Linked DNA regions of Homo sapiens: all the other regions are linked to region 2. A link is a contact called in ENCODE Hi-C or POLR2A ChIA-PET data. All regions are on one chromosome and are shown on one strand. Each heading gives the region's core, a stretch centred on a gene start or an enhancer-like site at or near the end of the contact. The rest is flanking DNA. Distances are from core to core; before and after follow the strand shown.

Evidence for each region. Hi-C counts contacts between places; a loop is a spot of excess contacts on that map. ChIA-PET counts read pairs that join two places held with the same protein, here RNA polymerase II (POLR2A). Pooled maps may share reads with other maps.
Region 1: a pooled map shows a loop between it and region 2 (8-fold over the local background). The contact joins two enhancer-like sites. A Hi-C loop is called at or near these places in 1 of 168 maps with a recorded cell type or tissue (naive thymus-derived CD4-positive, alpha-beta T cell), 2 of 37 single-sample maps with no recorded cell type and 9 of 50 pooled maps. POLR2A ChIA-PET finds 5 or more read pairs at or near these places in 3 of 52 experiments (CD4-positive, alpha-beta memory T cell, activated T-cell and activated naive CD4-positive, alpha-beta T cell).
Region 3: a loop to region 2 is called in a pooled map, with 5 times the contacts of the local background. The contact joins two enhancer-like sites. A Hi-C loop is called at or near these places in 17 of 168 maps with a recorded cell type or tissue (B cell, CD4-positive, alpha-beta T cell, CD4-positive, alpha-beta memory T cell and 7 more), 9 of 37 single-sample maps with no recorded cell type and 23 of 50 pooled maps.

What each region holds. Positions count from the first base shown.
Region 1 is chr6:11,728,910-11,732,726 of GRCh38, reverse strand. The region is part of intron 4 of ADTRP (androgen dependent TFPI regulating protein); the gene reads left to right. LOC124901258 (a long non-coding RNA gene) reads right to left here. Exons shown (of 2, transcript XR_007059452.1): 2 at 1,480-2,669. Among named protein-coding and RNA genes, the nearest start is that of ADTRP, 48 kb to the left of the region's middle. RefSeq lists enhancers at 1-59, 340-639, 3,024-3,193 and a cis regulatory region at 3,108. Within about 2 kb of position 2,011, at least 3 of the 41 ENCODE cell types and tissues checked have a DNase peak (open chromatin) inside an H3K27ac peak, as active enhancers do.
Region 2 is chr6:12,232,396-12,236,096 of GRCh38, reverse strand. It overlaps a transcript of EDN1 not described here. Among named protein-coding and RNA genes, the nearest start is that of EDN1, 56 kb to the left of the region's middle. Within about 2 kb of position 1,621, at least 3 of the 41 ENCODE cell types and tissues checked have a DNase peak (open chromatin) inside an H3K27ac peak, as active enhancers do.
Region 3 is chr6:11,832,587-11,836,562 of GRCh38, reverse strand. No RefSeq gene overlaps it. Among named protein-coding and RNA genes, the nearest start is that of ADTRP, 56 kb to the right of the region's middle. RefSeq lists an enhancer at 1,942-2,241 and silencers at 2,464-2,654, 2,502-2,731. Within about 2 kb of position 2,587, at least 3 of the 41 ENCODE cell types and tissues checked have a DNase peak (open chromatin) inside an H3K27ac peak, as active enhancers do.

The DNA of each region.
Region 1 (3,817 bases), core at 762-3,261, 500 kb after region 2:
GAGCCCCAGTGCCCAGTGGGGAGCTGAGGTGGTTTGGGATTTCGTCCTTCATGAAAAATGCTAAGTTGGTATTTGGTCCACTAAGCCCCATTTTTGCTAGAACAAATCAAATATAGACACTTAAAGGAGGGTGTTTGATGTGATCCTGTTGATGGAAGCATCTCTATTTCTGCTCACGCCCTGGTTAGAGGAGCTCAGACTCTTTGGTGCCTGCCAACCCCACCCTTACGCAGTTTCCAGGGCCCCTGGCTCCTCACAGCCACAGATGGCCATGAAGTTCTACAAACTGCAGACACCCATGGAGACGTTTTAGGGAAGTGGCTATGGGCCCACTGTCAGATGTGCCAGTTTGGACAGTCAAATGGGGAAATGGCATAACACGAATGAGGTAAAGAGCATGGGCTCGGGCCAGAGGGAGCGTGAGAAACGAACATGAGTCAGGAAAACGGCACTGAAGCTGAGCTGGAGAAGCATTTCACCGCCGAAACCATGTTCAAATGACCTAAAAATAGTTCCTGAGACCGTGGGGACCGCCTTACATGTGGTGGTTGCTTTTAGTTATTTTTCAGATTGCAAAATTGAAGAGCTCTCCCCTAAGTGGGAAAATAAAGCTTTGCAAAATAGTAATGACTGCAAAGCTTTCATTTCCTTTGGAAAGCATTAGTCACCTTTAAATATGGTAGCTCACTTATTTCTCCCTTCTCTCCTACCCCAAAACACCTCACCTAGTTCTCCCTGAGGCAGTGGTGAGGAGCAAAAAAATAGAAATGTTCCTTCTGCTGGTTTTTATTCTTTCTTTTATTGAATAAATATTTTCCCTAACACATGGTTGGTCCTGCCCAGAAAAGCAATGTTATATCAGGCCAAGCTTCAGCCTGCAGGGGGTTTATCCTTAATAAGTGGAGATGACCCATGCATACAAATTATAAGTGCAGAAGATGGAAAGTGGTAAAACCTCATAAAAAAAACACAAGGAGCCACAGAAAAGGAAGAGTTTGCATCCAGCTGAGCGGTGTGGGAAGGGCACTGTGGAAGGCATGCATTGGATCTGAGCCCTGAAGGACCGGCAGGATTGGAGCTAGAAAAAATGAGAGAAGGTAAACAAAAGGAGCACAGTCCCAAGGCCAGGAGAGTGCAGAAAGCGTGAGAGCAAGGGTCAGTAATTCTCTTTGCTGGACCTGTTTGTGAAAGAGACTAATGAGAAATATCCCTGGAACTACCCACTCATGAAGGCTTGCAGATGGCAGACTAGAGGATGTTGGACATAGTATAGAAAATGGGAGCATTTGTTGTTGCTGTTGTTTGTTTGTTTGTTTGGAGTGGAAGCAAGGGTGAGCAGTATTTGTAACTTGGCCAGCAAATTATGCTTTAAAATGTCATTCTTGACAATAGTGCTTCAAATAAGTTGGAGTGACAAGAGATGGGAAACAAAATAAAATATAAACCAATATAAAAATAAAAACTAGCCAGCACATTATGTACTTTGATCACAATGTCTTAGTTTTTATGTATGGTTATTTCACAGTTCCAGTGATATCCCCAAGCACCCTTCTGCCTTGGAGGTCTTGGTCCAGTTTTCCAAGGAGTTCCAATAATCTGCTGAGTGCTCACACATGCCCCTGTCGTGCACTGCACAACCCATGCTGCACACTGTTCTGAGCATTGTTCTTACACACAGATAGCAAAACTGTAATCCCCACTGGGTCCAACATCCCCACCTGGCACAGTGTTAAGGGTTAGCACACCATGCCCACTGCTGATGCCAACAGTGTCATTTACCCATCAGCCCCCTGTGTTGGTAGAATTAACAATGTTACTCGCCACAGCAACCACCCCAGCTGGCCTGGAGTGCATCATCACACTGCTCTTGGTAGACCAGAAACCTACTGATGCTGCAGGTGTCCCTGCTAGTGTGTAAAGTATTGCATGCCCCGTACAAACACTGCACAGATATGCAGCTGTCACCCAGCCTTGGGGCAGATGTTTGTAAAGTCCCTTCCCCAAAGTAGTTGCTATGAGGCAAGAGAGAGAATTACTTTCTTTTATACTGTGCTCTCCAGGGTAAGATCCCTCAGCAAAGCTTCCTGGGTTCCCAGAAGTAACAGTTCTTTAAATTCATGCCTCATTTACAAATACATGTACACATCTTACCCTGAGAATACATTAAAAACTGCCAAGGGGTGGACTAAGCTGAGTTCCAGGACCAGCCACCTTGCCATTTCCAGAATCAGCAATTCTCTTCTTCTCTTTCTGGTTTTTATTCATTTTTCTATTGAATAAATATTTTCCCTAACACATGGTTGGTCCTGCTCAGAACCAACCATGTTGTGAACTCCCTACCAGAGCCACTGTTACCGTTTCCAAAATATGACCTTCAACTGAGATCATCCAGGTCAACCATAGCTTTATAACCTCAACTCAGCAGGGATTGGAATCTCAGCACCATTTTCCACAGAAGAAATCCTTACCCTACCTGTAAATTCATATATGAAAATTAATTAAAAAGATGCCACACAACACATCCTTGTTGTCAACATGCGGGGTCCAGCCCAGCCAGGATCCAAACTGAAGAGGGATGGAGGTGGAGGACTAGGAGAGGAGAGGGTATCTCATCTCCTGCTCTTCTCATCTTTCCTGTTCAAACCTTAGTTCTTATTCAACCAAAATGCCTGTAACAGAAATCAGAAATAATAACGGCATGAAGAGAGTAAAACTGTAGAATCAGAAATGAGAGACATGCCTGAGACACATTGTTGAAACAACAGAATAGGTTTTATGGATTGATTGACATGTACCACACAAATGAAAAGGAAAAATTAGGATAATTCTAAAAATTTTAAGTTAGTAGACAAGAAAAATGGTGATTCCATTGATAGATGAAAATGAATTGTGAAAGTAATCGTCTTGGGTATAAGTAAAACAGTCAGTTTAATATCCCATATCTAGGTCTCATTTCAAAAATACTCTGGTTTAATTGGTTCAGGATATGCCCTCAGCATTGGAATTTTTAAGGCCCTCAAGTCAATTCTAATTTTGAGACAAGATTGAGAATCACCTGCCTGGAGGAATTTCCATTCAGAAATTCAGACCCTGCAGTCTCAAGAAAGATGGGGCTGAGGAGATGCAGCTAGTTGAACCCTCGTGGAGTGACAAGATTGCTGGAAAGAGAGAGAGGAGAGAGGGAAGATAAGTAAGAAGCAAACACCAGGGAAAGGCCCTCCTCTCAGGGACAGGAGGGGGAAGGAGCAGCAAAGGTAGCAAGGAATTACCAGGTAGTAGAAGGGCAGGAAGTTAGAAAACCATGGGCCCTGAAGGCAGAGAGGCTTCAAACTGGAAGGGGGTGTCTCAGGGAGGGGTTGGGCAACAGCTCTAAATGCCGTGATGAGGTTGCCACCCCAATGACTCTCATCACTGCCGACACCTCAACATCTAGGTAAACTATTTGACTAACACTCTAGCCTTGCAGTTTCTCCTGACTCTTTCTGTTTGATTTATTCTCCTGGGCTGGAAAGACGTGACCTGAGGGTTAACACCGAAAGAAAGAATTATATGCCCAAAGCCCACAAAACTCCGTTATCTGTTTATCTGCCACCCACAGACGTCGGTATTTCTCTACTGATAAGACGCAGAAGTTATGAATTTCTTGACAGCCATTATAATGCTCTAAGATTTAGGATAAGGAGACCCTAAAAGATTAATTTTTGGCTGCCATTTGGTGCCCACCCAGTCCAACTCACAGAGGTTCACGTAGCAGATGGCTCAAGAAAGATGTGAAATTGCTCTTTGAACTGAGGGGCAACGTCATTGGCCTCTTCAA
Region 2 (3,701 bases), core at 372-2,871:
AGAAACAATTCAGTTATCTCAAACAGAATACAGTTTAAAAAGACTGACATACCATTATTGTTATGAAATCTTGTATACAAGAAAAACATGGAGAAACAATCTTTTGAAAGTCTGCTTGTAAAGCCAGTATTCAGGATAGCCCTGTTATGATGTACGCTTTGTGTCTCAGAGAAATCAGAATGTCTGCAACAAAGGCCTATGTGATGGCAATATTGCAGAGCTGCACTGTCCAATATGGTAGACACCAGTCACTTGTGGCTATTTAAATTTAAATTAATGAAAATTAAATAAAAGTAAACACTTGGTCCAGTCTTACTGGCCACATTTCAAATGCTCAATAGTCACCTATGGCCACTGCAGAGCACAAGTAACATTTTCTACATTGCGGAAAGTTCTGTTGGACAGCTCTGTTTTAGAGTCTACTGTAGTACAGATTATCTGTTAAAAGAATGGCTCAACCAATAGCGATCTCAAGTAAGAAATTCGGAGTGAGAGCACAGGAAGGAACTAGAATGGGAGAGGCTTTGAAATGAACAGGCACTGTCTTGGCATTACATACTAGCCATTCAAGGGGAGACCGTTCATGGCAGTGCTTCCTCTTTTCATGGTACTTTTTGTATTTCTTTTTGGTGTATGGAGAGTCAGGGAGTTATGAACTATATGGATTTATCTACTTTGGAAAAACAGAGAAGCATATATTCCCGATAATCATTGTCCTTAGACATGTTAGTAAACATTGCTATGTGGAAGTCACCATGTTACCAAAATTAGCAGCAGATTCAGTGGAGAATAGGAAGGAAGCCTGAGCAGGACAGACTTTCTAAGGAAACGGAGAAAGCTGAGGTTCCTGCCTCACATTTTCCATACAATTGCGCTGTACTTTAGAACCATCTACCTCTTAGTGAAGTCCAACCCCTATTCTACGAATGAGAAAATGGAGACCCAGAGACAAAGAAGTGACTTACCCAAGAACACTTATGGTATCACTGGAACAAGACCAGGGGCGAGATCTCCCTTCTAACATGACTTGGCCCACATTACTACTACTCACTTGCCAAGCAGATACTCCAATCCTCCCCTTCAAACAATGAATATGATAAAATCATCCTTTTAAAGAATAACTGAATTTCAGTTCAGGAAGCACTGTAATTGTCCAAGTGAATGTTTGTCAAATATCTCTTTCTGGTTTTGTTTCTTCATGAATGATCTAGAGTCTGGTCACTTGCTGTCTGGCCCATCCTCAAAAGCCAAACTTTCTCCTAAACTCTGGCTATCTCAGTAGGTCCATGGACACCAATGAAGTCCCCATCTCTGAATGCAAACCTTCCTGATCAATGTAACCTTGGAGAACAGGTTAATTCTAGCACCTTGAGTGAGTTCCAGGTAGGATTCTGGCAGTTCTGGTTGGGTTTGCAGCCAAGAGCCAAAATGCCCCAAAAGAGCCTGAAGTGGACCCTGGTCTTGGTCTTGGCCTTAGAGGTCAGCAGAGCAGTGTTTAACAGCAGAGACTTTTGCTTCAGAAAGACTTGACTTCCAAGTCAATCCAAGCCCAGCCATTTGTCTGTGACTGGACCACTAAGTGACCTCCGCCTCCGTTTCCTCACTTAAAAGTTGAAGTAATAAGAAACACTTCCCTGTGGTTTTGAAAGGATTAAGTTGGCTACTTACTATACATATCTAGCATAATGTGTTAGTGTCAGGAACATGGGATTCACCCCATGAAAGGGGATGTCATTGTTAACTGGTCTGAGAACCCAGAGAAGCAGCAGAAAGACACCTTGGGGGTTCTTGCTTCCAGGCAGCCACCTGGGAGTCAGTTTTCAGATCCTGGCTCTCTACTACCAGCTGAGGGAGCATTTCCAGTTTCAGCTCTCAAATTGTGCCAGTTTAATAAATGCATCAGACCACAAGGTGGTGCTTGATTCTAAAGTTTGATATCAGGAGGCTTTTCTAACCACAAAAGTAGTGAATAGCAAAGTGCATTCAACATTGTTAACAAGAGCCAACTTCCTAACCCTGATACAGATGTATAGGTGGGCTCCTGGCCTCTCTGACTGAAGACCAAGGAGTGTGAGCCACACAAGGAGCATTTGGCATGTGAGGGGGATGGGGAGAGCCTCAGCAAAGCTGAAGCCTTTATTTGGTTTCTTTTCCTACAGCATTATGTAAACTCCTGTCAAACCTACACTTGTGCTGTGTGGTTGTCCTCCAATTTCTGTATTACTCAGGCTCCCATGAGCAGCAGTTCAAGGAGTACAGGGAGGAGGAGCGGAAGAAGGGTGTTCTTGGGACATCAACCCCAAGGTATTTCAAAGCCCACTTCCTCTCGTAGTGCAATGACTGATGCCTCCAGCTATGAGTACAGGTCATGAGGCTCTGTATGTAAAGCAGATGTCACCCCTTTTTATTTTCAACATGCCAGCGTGATGCCACTGGGTCTTGGTGAGTTGGCATCACACACATCATCAGCAGCAATCTTGCCCATGCGGTCGGCTCTGTATAATAACATCTGTATTATAATAATAATAATCATAGTGCCTTAGGTAGGTAGAGCAGCTTGAATTGTCCAAAGGACTTTGCAACCAATTTGCAGTTATTATTGACAGAGCTTTGGTCCTGGTGCAGTCGCTACCTGGACATGACCTTGGGCAATTTCGTGAATTCTGTTTACCTGTAAAATGGTGGAGGAAGAAGGCGGGTAGACTAGATAATTTCTACAGTCCTCTTTAATGCTAGAATTCTGTGAATCAGTCTTGTTTTTCCCTCAGAAGAAGTTCTCCATCCATGAACATTTAGGCTTTAGGGGATGCTAAGAGGGATTTAGGGGGAACCCCTGATGAAAACAAGCAAAATGGAAAAGATCAGGAAAAGGTAGGAGGACAGAGCTAGGAAGGGCTAGGCTTGGAGACAGAATAAAAGAGCTGAAAAGGACTCAGGACCTATAACTTTGGATGAAGGCAACTGAAAGGCTTTTGTGGGAAATACCCCTGTAAAGGAAAACAAAGAGAAAAAAGAGAAAACTTAAATCTGCTGGGTTTTCTTTGGATCCAGCCAAAGGATTAGCTCTAAGATTGTTTTCTAGCTGATCCTCTGATAACAGCTTTCTAAAGGCTTGTGTAGACATCCCTTCACCAAATTTTTTGACCTTTTAATCCTTCTGAAAGTGACCTGTCCCTCTTTCTACTAATGAGAACAGAAAAATAAAAGAAAGTTTGCCAGTCGTCTTTTCAAGAACATTTTGTTGATTTTCTCATTGATGTGAAGGCTGTACCCAACAACCTTTCATTATAAGGTAACCAAAAGGTATATGCATGAATCACAACAGCTACCGTTCATAAACTATACCACTAATTCATAGTTTGCAACATTTTCCTTTAGTCTATTAATACTTTGAGTGAAAGAATCATTTAGGATCAACTTTATTTTAATAGATGCAATTTCATCTTAACTAAGACATTTATGCATTTTTTTCCTTCTAATAACGAAACCACTAACACTGCGGTAAGGCAGAGGAAATGAAAGATGAGTTTGACAGCATCAGGCTGCTTGGCTCAGAGAAAATACAAGATTGCTACATTCCACAAGTTACTGAATTTGGGGGAGCGCTGCATTTGTCCTCTTGAAATGATCTGACTCAGCTTCTCTGAATTTTATGAGTACCCTGGTCATGTCATCTGGGAATCATATGACCCTTATTTATT
Region 3 (3,976 bases), core at 1,338-3,837, 400 kb after region 2:
AGTGAGCTGAAATTGTGCCACTGCACTCCAGCCTGGGTGACATAGTGAGACTCCATCAAAAAACAAACAAACAAACAAAAAAAAAAACTGATGGGGAAAAGAGAGAAAGTGTTGAATAGAGAGTGGAATAACCTAGACTGAGCCTCAGTCCTGCCTTAACCAGCTATATTTCTCTGGAGAATTCACTCAACTTTTCTGAGCTTCACCTTCCTCCAGAAGAGGAGAATTTGGTGGTCTTTATCAATTTAAAAATGTATATCAACATGCTTTCTAAGGCCTATATTAACCCTTTCAAGCTGAGGGATTATATTCTAAATCTAAGGTCCAAAAATCCAGTTTTGCTTGGTTCTGTCCAAAGGATGTCTCATTGCCTATCTATTTTTCAGTGAAACAATTTCTTTATCACTGACCATGGCTGCTCCTGTAACTTTCTTGAAAATCTGATGCAAGGATCCTGGTCAGATGAATGATAAACATGTGTTCTGTGTTGTCACCCACAGGCAATGAAGAATGGGCTGATAACCAACCTGAGATGCTCAATAGACATCTTATTGTATCAGGATCAGAATCCTTAGATCCATTGCACATGGCAAATTTAATGAACCTCGCCAAGGGGGTAATGTGAAAACATTAAAGGAAATAATAATTCTAAATCAGATAAGTATACTTTGTCATGCAAACTTTCCTTGTTATCAAGCTTTAAAAAACATAACCCCAATAGGGCCAAATTACAATGACAACTTCTCTCAGGCATATAATTATAAAAAATTAAAGGCACTTAAGAGGTCATTTAATCCAAACCCTACACTTCAGAGACGAGGAAATTGAGGCTCAGATGGGATAAACTATCTGGCCAAGAACTCACAGTTGCTTGGAGACAGACTAAGACCAGAATTCTGATTTTCTGATTCCAAGGCTCATGGGCTCTCTGTTTCACCTTGCTATCTACCCTAGATTTTAGCTGTGTTCTTTAAGCTGTACATTTCCAGAATGACCCTTGCCACTCTTGGGGTCTGTTCTGGTTCCTCACCTACAACCAAGATTACCACCACAGCTTCACTGACTTTGTGAGTGCCTCTCTTGCTTGGAGGGCCTCTGTTCCTAGCCTCTGGAAATCCCATCTCCTTTGATCTCTGTTTTCTTCATGGCCTAGCATTGTCCCTGCATCCAACCAAATGCAATCTGGGTTTGACACAAAGGAGGATTGTTGAAGAACCAGTTAGGAGACTTGTTTCCTCACCACACATTATTTTTGTGTTTTCATGCATCTCTCGGGATTTGAATGTCATTGCTGTGGAACAAATGCTACAGCCATCAGGGAAGCCACCAAGGCCAGAGACAGACCTCAGTGCCAATTGGATAACGCCTTTAGTGGAATTGGGGTCTGAGCCAAACCCTTTCATGTTTCCTGCTCTTAAAAGGGCATGCTGAAAGACAGGAGGGAAAGGTGGCCAGTCTAGCAACCCCAGGCTTCAGGACTGGCTTTCTCCTCTTGCCAGTGAGCAGTCAAACTACAAGAAGAAAAAAATTCATGCTGCCCCACCCCTTTTTTTAATGTCCAAAGAACATCAATTTTAATTTAAATGATTTCTGGAAAATGAATTGTCATTTTTTCTGAGAGAAAGGAAACACGGTCATGTTTGCATTCTCTTAAGAAGATGCAACAGCAAATACTTTTGGTACATACATTACAGGAAAAAAGTCAATAAAAAACAAGAAGAGCAAGATAAATGGATGATCATATTGATCTAAATAGAACAAAGACAGTTCCAAACCCATAATCTCTAAAAATCATTACACACACACAAGCATGCACCTATCTTTAGGAGTTTTTACCAATCGATAAGCAAAAACATGTATTAAATACCTATGTGTATATAAAAGGCACTGAGCTAGCAGCTTTTTTCTGATACCTGAATTCCAAAATTCAAGGGGTCTTATTACTAGCTAAAGGTAGTACTACCTAAGCAAGAAAAGAAAGAAGGCAGTATTGTATCCCATGCATACTCTGATACAATGTTCTTCAAGACCAGGTCACCCACCTGTTGGTTATTTTAAGAAGGGGAATTCTGGCGGCAGCTGGGACTCTGCCATAAATAACTTAGACGTCAACGTTCTAACACTGAAACCTTCTTGTCACATCTTTCTAAATGAATTTTGGAGGTATCTCAGGCAACTGGTCTGTCCAGAGCCATAGAAAACGGCAGAATCATGCTTATGTTCATGACCATTTTCTTTTTATCTGCCCTCTCCACCTGCAAGCTGGCTGTGGGCTTCGAAGAACTTTCCTTAGTGCGAAGGGCTGAAGAACAGCAACAGCACACAATCATCATTGTTACTATCTCAGGCTATTGACATCAACTCAGTCAAATAATTAAACCCACTCATATTTCAAAAGCTTCTAGTAACTATCATGGCCATTAATTTTAACCTCAAAATTCCACTCTCGGCATTTGAAGTTCTGCCAGAGTTCCTGATTACTTTGAATATTTGTCTCCTCCAAATCTCGTGTTGAAATTTGATCCCTTGTTGGAGGTGGGGCCTGGTGAGAGGTGTTTGGGTCACGGGGGCGGATCCCTCATGAATGGCTTGGTATCCACTTGTGGTAATGCAGGAGTTTTTGCTCTATTTGCTTACCTGAGAGTTGGTTGTTTGAAAGGGCCTGGTACCTCTCCCCTCTCTCTCTTGCTCCCTTCCTCTTGCTAAGTGATGCCTGCTCTCCTTCATCTTCTGTTGTGAATGGAAGCTCCCTGCAGCCCTCACCAGAAGCAGATGTTGCCACCTTGCTTTTTGTACAGCCTGCAGAACTGTGAGCCAACTAAGCCTCTTTTCTTTATAAATGACCCATTCCTCAGGTGTTCCTTTATAGCAAATGCACTGAGATAACGCCCAACCTCCCTGTGACTATGCTTCTGACCCACTGCAGCTTCACTGGCTCCTTCCTCACTCTGATTCTTCACCTGATTCACTGCTTCCTATTCTAATGGCTTTCCTGTTACCAAGAAGAGCTCAGTATCCACCTGTCTCCCCAAAGGCCTCCCTCTCATGCGAACTGAAAAAATCTTGGCTGGGCGCAGTGGCTCATGCCTGTAATCCCAGTACTTTGGGAGGCTGAGGCAGGCAGATCATGAGGTCAAGAGATTGAGACCATCCTGGCCGACATGGTGAAACCCTGTCTCTACCAAAAATACAAAAATTAGACAGGTGTGGTGGCACACACCTACAGTCCCAGCTACTCGGGAGGCTGAGGCAGGAGAATCGCTTGAACCTGGGAGGCAGAGGTTGCAGTGAGTCAAGATTGTGCCACTGCACTCCAGCCTGGTGACAGAGCAAGACTCCGTCTCAAAAAAAAAAAAAAAAACTTGACCTAAGAAGTGTACTATACATCCATGTGACACATATGTCTATGTGTGCAAGTGTTTTCTACATCATGGTCATTTGTAGGGAGGCTCACCTGCCCAGAGGTAAATAAAATTCAAGTTATTCAAAACCATGACATTAATGAATTCAACCTTAAAACTAGCATTAAAAATAACAACAAACACTCATGTTCAAGTGGGAACTTGAGCCACTGTCTTAATGTTTCTTCCAAAACTCAGCAAAAACAGGTTCTTTAAAGTTGATTTGAATATCTTTTGTTTATTTTGTTTATCGCTTGATTGGGACTAGAACATTTTTGTTGCTGTGCCCTTTTTTTCTCAGTATGTGTCAATGCACAACAATTCAGTTGGCTTTGACTGGCACTGGCATTTTCTCCCAATATGGGCATTTGCAAATAGGAAGAACAAACCGCATACATGTATATGTACATACCTTTACATATAAGCTCAAGCACAACTAAAACCCTACTTTTGTGAATGAGATTTAATCACTATATATCACATCTTAAATAAGAATTGTATAATCTTTAAAACATCCTAGTACTGAGTCTCATACTTAGAAGGTATTCAATAAATGTTTGCTGTAGCAACCACAG